Regions from separate parts of the Homo sapiens genome. Here all the other regions are linked to region 3. Evidence: chromatin contacts called from ENCODE Hi-C or POLR2A ChIA-PET data. All regions are on one chromosome and are shown on one strand. Each heading gives the region's core, a stretch centred on a gene start or an enhancer-like site at or near the end of the contact. The rest is flanking DNA. Distances are from core to core; before and after follow the strand shown. Region 1 holds the start of LINC03028 (long intergenic non-protein coding RNA 3028). Region 2 overlaps PDSS1 (decaprenyl diphosphate synthase subunit 1). Region 3 holds the start of LINC02673 (long intergenic non-protein coding RNA 2673).

What was found. A loop is a pair of places that touch in the nucleus more often than their neighbours do. ChIA-PET counts read pairs that join two places held with the same protein, here RNA polymerase II (POLR2A). Pooled maps may share reads with other maps.
Region 1: a map with no recorded cell type shows a loop between it and region 3 (4-fold over the local background). The contact joins the promoter of LINC03028 here to the promoter of LINC02673 in region 3. A Hi-C loop is called at or near these places in 1 of 168 maps with a recorded cell type or tissue (IMR-90), 10 of 37 single-sample maps with no recorded cell type and 4 of 50 pooled maps.
Region 2: a pooled map shows a loop between it and region 3 (3-fold over the local background). The contact joins the enhancer-like site here to the promoter of LINC02673 in region 3. A Hi-C loop is called at or near these places in 1 of 168 maps with a recorded cell type or tissue (K562), 3 of 37 single-sample maps with no recorded cell type and 3 of 50 pooled maps. POLR2A ChIA-PET finds 5 or more read pairs at or near these places in 1 of 52 experiments (PC-9).

Annotation. Positions count from the first base shown.
Region 1 is chr10:26,577,817-26,580,845 of GRCh38, reverse strand. LINC03028 (long intergenic non-protein coding RNA 3028) reads left to right here and starts at 1,539. Exons shown (of 3, transcript NR_134472.1): 1 at 1,539-1,652; 2 at 1,873-2,010; 3 at 2,999-3,029. RefSeq lists an enhancer at 1,097-1,597.
Region 2 is chr10:26,735,774-26,738,512 of GRCh38, reverse strand. The region is part of intron 10 of PDSS1 (decaprenyl diphosphate synthase subunit 1); the gene reads right to left. Among named protein-coding and RNA genes, the nearest start is that of PDSS1, 39 kb to the right of the region's middle. Within about 2 kb of position 1,277, at least 7 of the 41 ENCODE cell types and tissues checked have a DNase peak (open chromatin) inside an H3K27ac peak, as active enhancers do.
Region 3 is chr10:27,342,086-27,344,836 of GRCh38, reverse strand. It overlaps LINC02673 (long intergenic non-protein coding RNA 2673), which reads right to left and starts at 1,401. Exons shown (of 2, transcript NR_187428.1): 1 at 186-1,401; 2 at 1-98.

The sequences.
Region 1 (3,029 bases), core at 290-2,789, 760 kb after region 3:
TTTTCTTGGGGATGATTAGGAATCTGCATATTTAGACCACAAGCATCACCTTTTAACAGGTGTGTTGATCAAGAAATGAAATTTGCTAGGCCATATGTTACTAAGTGTGAATTGTCCAGCTTCTCTTCAATAAATAAAGGGGCTATTCCGTGTAAAACATCACCGCATCCACTGAATTTGTGTGGGAAGATTTGGAACAATACGGCAGGAGCATCTTACTGACAGCTGCGCAGGAACACCAGCCAAAACACACAAAGCAGGAGCAGCTCCCAAGGCCAGGTGTGGTGGTTCTTGCCTGTCATCCCAACAAAGTGGGAGGCCAATGTGGGTGAATCACTTGAGGTCAGGGTTTGAGACCTTCCTGGACAACACAATGATACCCTGTCTCTACAAAACATCATTTCTTATTATTAGAATGAGGAAGAGTACCTCTAACCCTCAGCCATTACTTTAGGGGAGAGAGCTCTGCTCTAGAACTCGGGATGTGAAATTGGGAGTCCCAATGCGGCTACTTAAGCTTAAATACAAGAGCTGTCAGACATTTCCTCTACCATAATGAAATCGGTGGCATCCAATTTGTATTTTGAAAACTTAGTTTTTGGCCAGCCTAGGAAAAGAAGAGGGCCCAGAAGTGGGTATTTGGGCAGAGCAATGAAAAGTAACCGGCTGGATGCAACAGGGAAAGAAGGAGTGGGGAGTCGAGTCAGAGCAAGTCCTCCTGTTTGGGGCAGGGGATAGGAAAGCGAACTAGGAGCAGGAGGGAGGAGCCCTAGGCTGTGGATGCCTCTGGGGGTACCTTGGGTGAGCAAGGCCAGAGGAGCTCCTAAGACCAAGAGGTATCTGTCGCCTCCCTACCTTTTGGCGTCTTCGGGTCGCCAATGTGCTGCTAGTCAAGGCTCCTGAATCAGACTGGGCAGGCTCCAAAGCAGTGGAGTCTGGCGCTACTCCCACCGCCACCTCGTGGATCTCAGAAAGGCTCCAAACACCGCACCCTCAGCTGGCCCTGCTTGGGGCTGGCATTGGGGGACAGCGTGTTCCGGGCGCCTCTTCTCCTCTGTGCTAGGGCCTTCGCCTTTGCTGGCTGCCCACTCATAGATGTCAGAGCCGCAGGAAGGCTCCGCAGAAGCCCTGTGCGGGCCCTGCCTGGGGCTGGCTTTGGTGCACATGCGACAGGCCAGCGTGGTCCCCATGGGACACCTCTGTTCTTCTCCAGCAGCTTGGGCCTTCGCTTGCCCCCACGCCTGCAGAGCTGAGCACCTGCCACCTCTCCCCAGGAAAGGCAACCAAATGCCACCAACTGAAGGCACCCACTGAAGGCACTAACTGAAGGCCAGTTGCCCTGCCAGCCAGATCGTGTCCTGCTTAGGAGGAACCAATCAGGCCTTGAGTTCCCTCCACGCGCCGCCCTTCCATTTGTGATGTGGGAGTCCAGGCACTGGCTCACAAGGCCCCGCCCCCACAGCGGCCCTGCCCCACCTTTCATTCATTGATAGCTTCGAGAAACTTTCAGGTTTCCTCACTGTGAATTATGAATATGAACTATATTAAAATTACTGTAACCCAATGTGCTTCATGCACTATCTGGCATCCAAAGGATCCTCTTTCGCCCATGTTGGGGTTTTCGAAACTGGAAAGAAGACTGATTTCTGCAGGTGCTTCAGAAAAAATCTTTGCCATGAGTTAAGTCTACTGTGTGATGTTAACATATATATATATATATCATATATATATACACACAGGTATTCAAAAATTATATATTCATTTTATGTTTTTGAAAATAACACACATATTCAAACTAGCACGTGTAATAGAGAAATTTCCTAAAATTTGTACACTGAGTAAACCATATTTTTCTAATGATTTCGTTGATAGAGCAGCTTTCTAGATGCAGCCCTGTTCACATGTGACTGGTATTTACCTTCTTTCATCAAACATGTCTTTAGAATCGACTCAAGGCAAGATGCAGTAGAGAAATGTAAGAGCCAACTAGAGGAGCCATTTAACTACTAGGTGAGACTGATAGGTATACAAGCAACTTCAATAAAATGATAGGCATGGAACGTACCTGGGGAGAAGTGCTAAGATGGGCTCCAAAAGCCCCGTATTCATGAAGATGCAATCTTTATATTTAAAATACTAGTGATACAATAAAATGTTCTCCTTCACCTCTCACCTTTAATTTCATGGTATTGTCATCCACCCTCTCTATTCTGACTAAGCGTTTCTTTCGTAAGCCCCAAGAAATAGCAAAACCACGGAAAATAAACATTTCAATCTTTGCTTTATTGTTGAAAGAAGTGTGTCGTTGATGACTTAGTTTATTATCATAGAGCCAGATTCCCAGTGAGGAAGCAGCATGAGCTGGAATTCATGCCCTTCATTTGGAAAGCTTGCAAATCATTGACATTCTTTTTTTCGCTAAATGTTTTAGAAAATTAGAATTCTCTTTATGCTGTAAAGGGATCTTAAAATGACGGGAATATATTTGTACTCTCCATGACAGTGTACATATTCCTTCTCTTAGTTTAGTACAAAAATAGTACTTAAGGAACTTCTGTGGAATAATAGCAATTCTAAGTAACAACTAGAGTTGAGATTTTTCATAAAACAAAATGTATAAACTCTTATTGTTGTTTGTTCGATTTGAGACAATCTAGCTCTGTCGCCCAGGCTGGAGTGTAGTGTGGTGATCTCAGCTCACTGCATCCTCCACATTCAGTTTCAAGCCATTCTTCTGCATCAACCTCCCAGGTAGCTGGGAGTACAGGCAGACGCCGCCATGCCCGGCTAATTTTTATGTTTTTAGTAGAGACAAGGTTTCACAATGTTGGCCAGGCTGGTCTCCAACTCCTGACCTCCAGTGATCTGTCTGCCTCTGCTACCCAAAGTATAAACATTTTTAAACATTTAAAGTTGACCTTGCCATTTAGAAATGTAGAAATTCATCAGGGTCCTGAGTAATTATAATGTATATTTATCTGCCCACATTTTTTACCAGGTGCATCTTCTCCAGCAAGTTCTTCAGCATC
Region 2 (2,739 bases), core at 28-2,527, 610 kb after region 3:
GTCAGTGCCCAGGTGGGTTAGTTACCTGCTCTGTGGGAAGGCCTGTGTGGTATCATAGCTACTAACTTCTCAGCATTACCAGTGGCAATAACACTATGTATGATGTAATAAAATGAATACTGGTCTTAGACTTGTTCAGTTCCCTGCTGTGCCATTTACCAGATGTTTAATTTTGGCGAGGTTTGGGCATCAGTTTCTTACTTGCAGAATAAACACCATAATATCTACCACAAAGAGGAGTTGTGAGATTAGAGATAATGTATGAAAGAATCCTTTGTAAACTAAAAACACATTTTCATTAAGTGGAGATATTGCATATTCTTACGTTATTTTTGGAACTTGTTTTTACCTGAATTAATCTTAGTCCCATATATCTTTTGACACATTTCTTGCTAAGAATCTCTTGTTTTACAGTGTATTCCACAAAAGAGCCTAACCTTGCTGTTTTATTAGAAGGCAACTTATAAATACATACTTGGCTAACTTCTGGCCCATGTGCCACAAGACAGAAACATCAGTCTACTTTTGAAATGAGTCCTGTCCAGAGTCACTTCCTGCTTGGACTCCATTCTGTGTTCCCTTTTCTGAGGCTGCAATGTGCCTTTTCAACTCACTGCCTTATGGGCAGATGAGAACACTGCTGTCTGGTGAGCATGAGTAGGTGCCTCATGACTGGGATTTCCCAGCAAAGCACACATAAAACCATGGCTTCGGGTACAGTAATCTTTTTTTTTCCTTTTGCTTGCTTTTTTTAACCAGCCTTTTTTTTTTTTTTTTTTTTTTTTTTTTTGAGACGGAGTCTCACTCTGTCACCCAGGCTGGAGTGCAGTCTCGGCTCACTGCAACCTCTGCCTCCCAGGTTCAAGGATTCTCCTTCCTTGGCCTCCCGAGTAGCTGGGATTACAGGCATGCACCACCAGGCCCGGCTAATTTTTGTATTTTTAGTAGAGACGGGGTTTCCACCATATTGGTCAGGCTGGTCTTGAACTCCTGACCTCATAATCCAACTGCCTCAGCCTCCCAAAGTGCTGGGATTACAGGCATGAGCCACCGCCTAACCAGCATTTTTCAGTCTCTTGTAGATTACTGACAGATACTATGCAGAGGTCCATTTCCCCTTTCCCCCACTATATATGAAAGCAGAGATAGCCATTACTCCTTTGTGTGTGTAGGGGAAAGTAAGTTAGTTTCTTCTGAAATATATTCAGAGTGAAACACAGTCCGAAGAGGCCAGCCTCCTCTCACCCAGTCACCTTAAGGTTTAAGTAGGACTCAACCGGTAACTTAGTATCCTGGGGTTCATAACAAGTACTTAACAATTTGAAGATTTTTACAAATAGAGCAACCAAAACTTTCTCATAGACTTCTCCAGGGAAAAAGGCTTTTTCCTTTTATCCTGATAATCTGAGCCTAGGTAAAGGAATCTTTACCAAGCTAGCTGGATTTCAGCACACTCAGTCCATCTTGCTTTCCTTCACTCATGTTTACTAACAAGTATCTGAGAAGTAATGTTCGCAGTTATATAGGTTACTGGTAGCCAGTGCCTCATTTTTCTAATCCCCAGCATAACACCTACATGGCTCAAATGTTCCTCACTCTTGCCTTAATGTACAAAAGGAGGTTTTATAAATTTTTGTCAAAACTGGGCACATGTATTATACTCTTTGATTTTGGGCTGGCAAGTAAGCCTCATTGGGAGAGAGGACCTATTTACAGCATACCTTTCACTTCTTACCTCAGCCTCCAAAGTTTGAGAGGATGGAAGCCTTGTAATAATGAGGGTGGGTGTTCCTACCGAGTACCCCAACATCTCCATTCATAGCCTTAGCAAGCTGCCAAAGTAGCCTGGTCCAGCCACCCAGAACGTCAGCCTCCCCTGGGAAGAATCATGCTGCCAATGGCTATGCTAGATAGTGGGTGAAAGATGACCTTTCCTCTCTCCAATCAGAAACCCACCAAAAGCAAGGGCCGTGGTTTCTGTATCACAGTGGAATCACTGAATTTTATGGAGGACATGACTGACCTTTGTAAACGTGAAGACAGAATAGAGGCAAAATCTCTGAAAGACCAAAAGTTACTATAATTTTACACCAAAGAGCTAATGTTGAATTTCATGGCACGGTGATGAACATCTTACTGCTTTGCAACATAACAAATTAAATACTACTAAGATGAAAATCTATTAACGAGATGTTCCAACACCAGCTAATGTCTCACTTATTTCAAGTAACATTCAGTACAGCCACAAGCCATGTGGCAGGGTCTGGAGGAGGCTGTGAGAATGTCTGCTTTGTCAGTCGAGGGAACATCTTTGAAGCTTCCTAAGCCTTTCATTCACATTAAGGGGGACTCAGTCCCTCAATCCGGAGAAAGAAGGAACTATGTGGGTCTACTGCACTCCACTGACTTCCTGACATTTTGAGGCAATGGCCGAGGTTCTAAAGCCTCTCTCAGAGCAGCAGAGTCTCATTAAACTTCTAGAACCGGAGAATTTCTTATGCTTGGAGGCCCTTGATGCTTCCTATGCCTTTTAAGGGGCTCTGAGGACCACCAAAGTCCAGTCCTATAATCAAGACTTAGAAACCGTTCACTTTGCCAGTGGCCAAAATATATGGAAATAATCACGATGCTACCTCAAATGCCTATGGCACACCACAAGACACAAAGATCTCAAATAGGATCTTAGCTAATCCTCACAACCACCCTGGGAGAAAGGTGATCTTCTCAATTTCACAGATA
Region 3 (2,751 bases), core at 152-2,651:
CACACACCCAAAGCAGCCCCGGGGGCAGGGCTGGGAAAGCCAGCAGCACCAGCATCCTCAGCACATGCCAGCAGGTGTTGGCTGAAGCAACAGGTGTCCTGGGGAAATGGAAAGGAGTTACTTAGACACAGTTGCTGATTCTCGAATTTCCTATTTTTCCCAGGATGTCTTTATCATTTTCTTACCCTCCTGTCTATGTTTAGACACATGGCCCTCAGAGGTGACTTGTTGGCTGCAGAACGAGGAATTCATCACTGTCCTTTGGTCAAGGTAGAGGGAGTTATGTAATTTCATAAACTGTCCATATGTGATGATGGAAATAAAAAAAGAACTGAAGAGATGGAGAAGATACATCATATTCATGAATAGAATAACTCAGTATCATCAGGATGTCATTTCTTACCAATGTACAGATTCAATGCACTTCTAATCAAAATGGAAGCAAATTATTTTATGGATATAGAAAAAGTAATTCTAAAGCTTATATGGGGAAGAAAAAGACCTTGAATAGCTAACACAATATTGAAGGAGAACAAAGCTGGAGGACAGACAGGCACTACTCAACTTCAAGACTTACTGTAAGGCTACGGTAATCAAGGCAGTATCATATTGATGAAAGAATAGACAGGTTAATGAAACAAGACAGAGAGTTTAGAAATAGCGACACATCGATATATTTAATTAATCTTTGATGAAAAAGTAAAGGCAACATGATGAAACAAAGGTTGGTTTCTTCAGAAAGTGGTGCTGGAACAACTGAATACCCACATGTAAAAAAAATGAATCAGATCTTACCTTCTCACAAAAATTAAGTCAAAATGAATCACGGACCTAAATGTCAAATACAAAACTATAAAACTTCTGGAAAATAACAGGAGAAAATCTAGACTCTCTTGGGTTTGATGATCTCTAGAAAAAAATGCCAAAGTTACAGTACATAAAAGAAATAAGTTCCTGATGGAATATAGATTAAAAATTTTTAATATACAAAATGAAAAAAAATCAGAAGAAAATATAAATGCCTATTTACACAGATACATTTTTATGTTGACAAAACCTTTCTAAGACTCTCAGAAATAAGCATTGTGAAGGTTAATTTAGCAAAACAAAAATTACCCTGCATTTGAGAAAAAATAAAAGGCAGCATACTTGTAAAATATTTACTACACATGTATGTGCATGTGTGTATATATAGCAGATTTAAAAATCTTCATTTTACAGAGAATTCACTCAAATCAACAAAAAAATCCTCTATTTAAAATTGGGCAATTTAAATTAGAGATGTAAATTGCAGATCTAAGAAAAGTACTTTGCCTCTAATTTAAAATTGGGCAAACTCCTTCTTCTAGATCTGCAAGTGACTTATGCACACAGGAAACAATATTTAGTGTTCCTCGTTAGAGAAGGCATTTAAGTTAAAACAGGAATCAAATACTGTTTTCTATCCACAAAGTTTATGAGGATAAAGAGCAGTGATATTTATACTGCTGCTTAAAGTTTAAGTTGCAGATGACTTTTCAAATAGACAATTTGGTGGTAAGTACCATATTTAAAAAATTGTATATGCCTGTTGGTGATCAATTCTATTACATTAAGATATTTTTAGAAAATAAGGAAACATACACACAATTTCTTTTTTGAGCGCTGCTTAAAATATCAGTGTATTAAGAAGAATCCATACAATGGCTTTTATAAATACATTTCAGTGAATTTACAGCGTGGGATAAAATGTGACCACTGAATGTAGAAACATATACAGAAGTATGTTGACATTTGAAAATGTATTTTGGTGTACCAAGTAAGGGTAAAGTTCAGTTTGTTTATACATACAGATGATGGTCTTGTGTTATCTGAAATTATGTACGAAATATGATAAAATTTGTTATTTGAGGGCATTTGTTTTAATATAAAATGTTTTTCCTTTTTATTATCTTTGATTTCTGCATTGAACAAGTACAATGTTATTAGTAAAAGTTTATTATTAATGAAATAATTTTGGGGAAGAGCAGGAATATGAATTTTGCACAGATTAAAATAATTTTTCACTTTCTATATTTTAATTTTTATTTTTTGTGGATTAGTATATTCTGTGAACTTTTAGCATTTTCAGAAGAGAAACTTTTTATCTGTGCTTGTTGATTTACATGTACATTTTATTAGAAACATATTTTTATTATATCTAGATTTATTATATATATGTCAATAATTACAGATTAATCATTTTAGTGTAGTTTTGTTATTAGGAAAATAAAGTAGCAAATATAAGTGCTTTATTTATAGCAGTTTTTTAAGATATTGAACTTCCCAACTATATTTATCCATTCTTTGAATCCATTTATCACATGTAAGCTGAATGCCTATTATGTAGAAGACACATTCTATTAACTCTCAAGACCCTTTCATCCTTAAAAATTTCACATTTACCTGCTCAGCCTCAGCAACATGAGAGGCTTAAAATTGGAGTAATAGGACTGAATCTCAATTGAAGCTTTTCCTCTCATCTTTCAAACAAAAATACTTCTGAAGTGAGAAATTAGTAAAAGATAACTACCAACCACGATTTTGGAAATTTATAACAGCTTTAAATAGTAATATGAATAATTGGAAATACCTAATTTACATGTACTCCCTCCATAAATCTAAATATGAATTAATATACATTCTGTAAATCTAAATACAAAATAAAATGAGCCATACCTATTCATTTGAATCCCAAGTTTTCTTTGGCTTGAAGTTTTTAAAATATTAAAG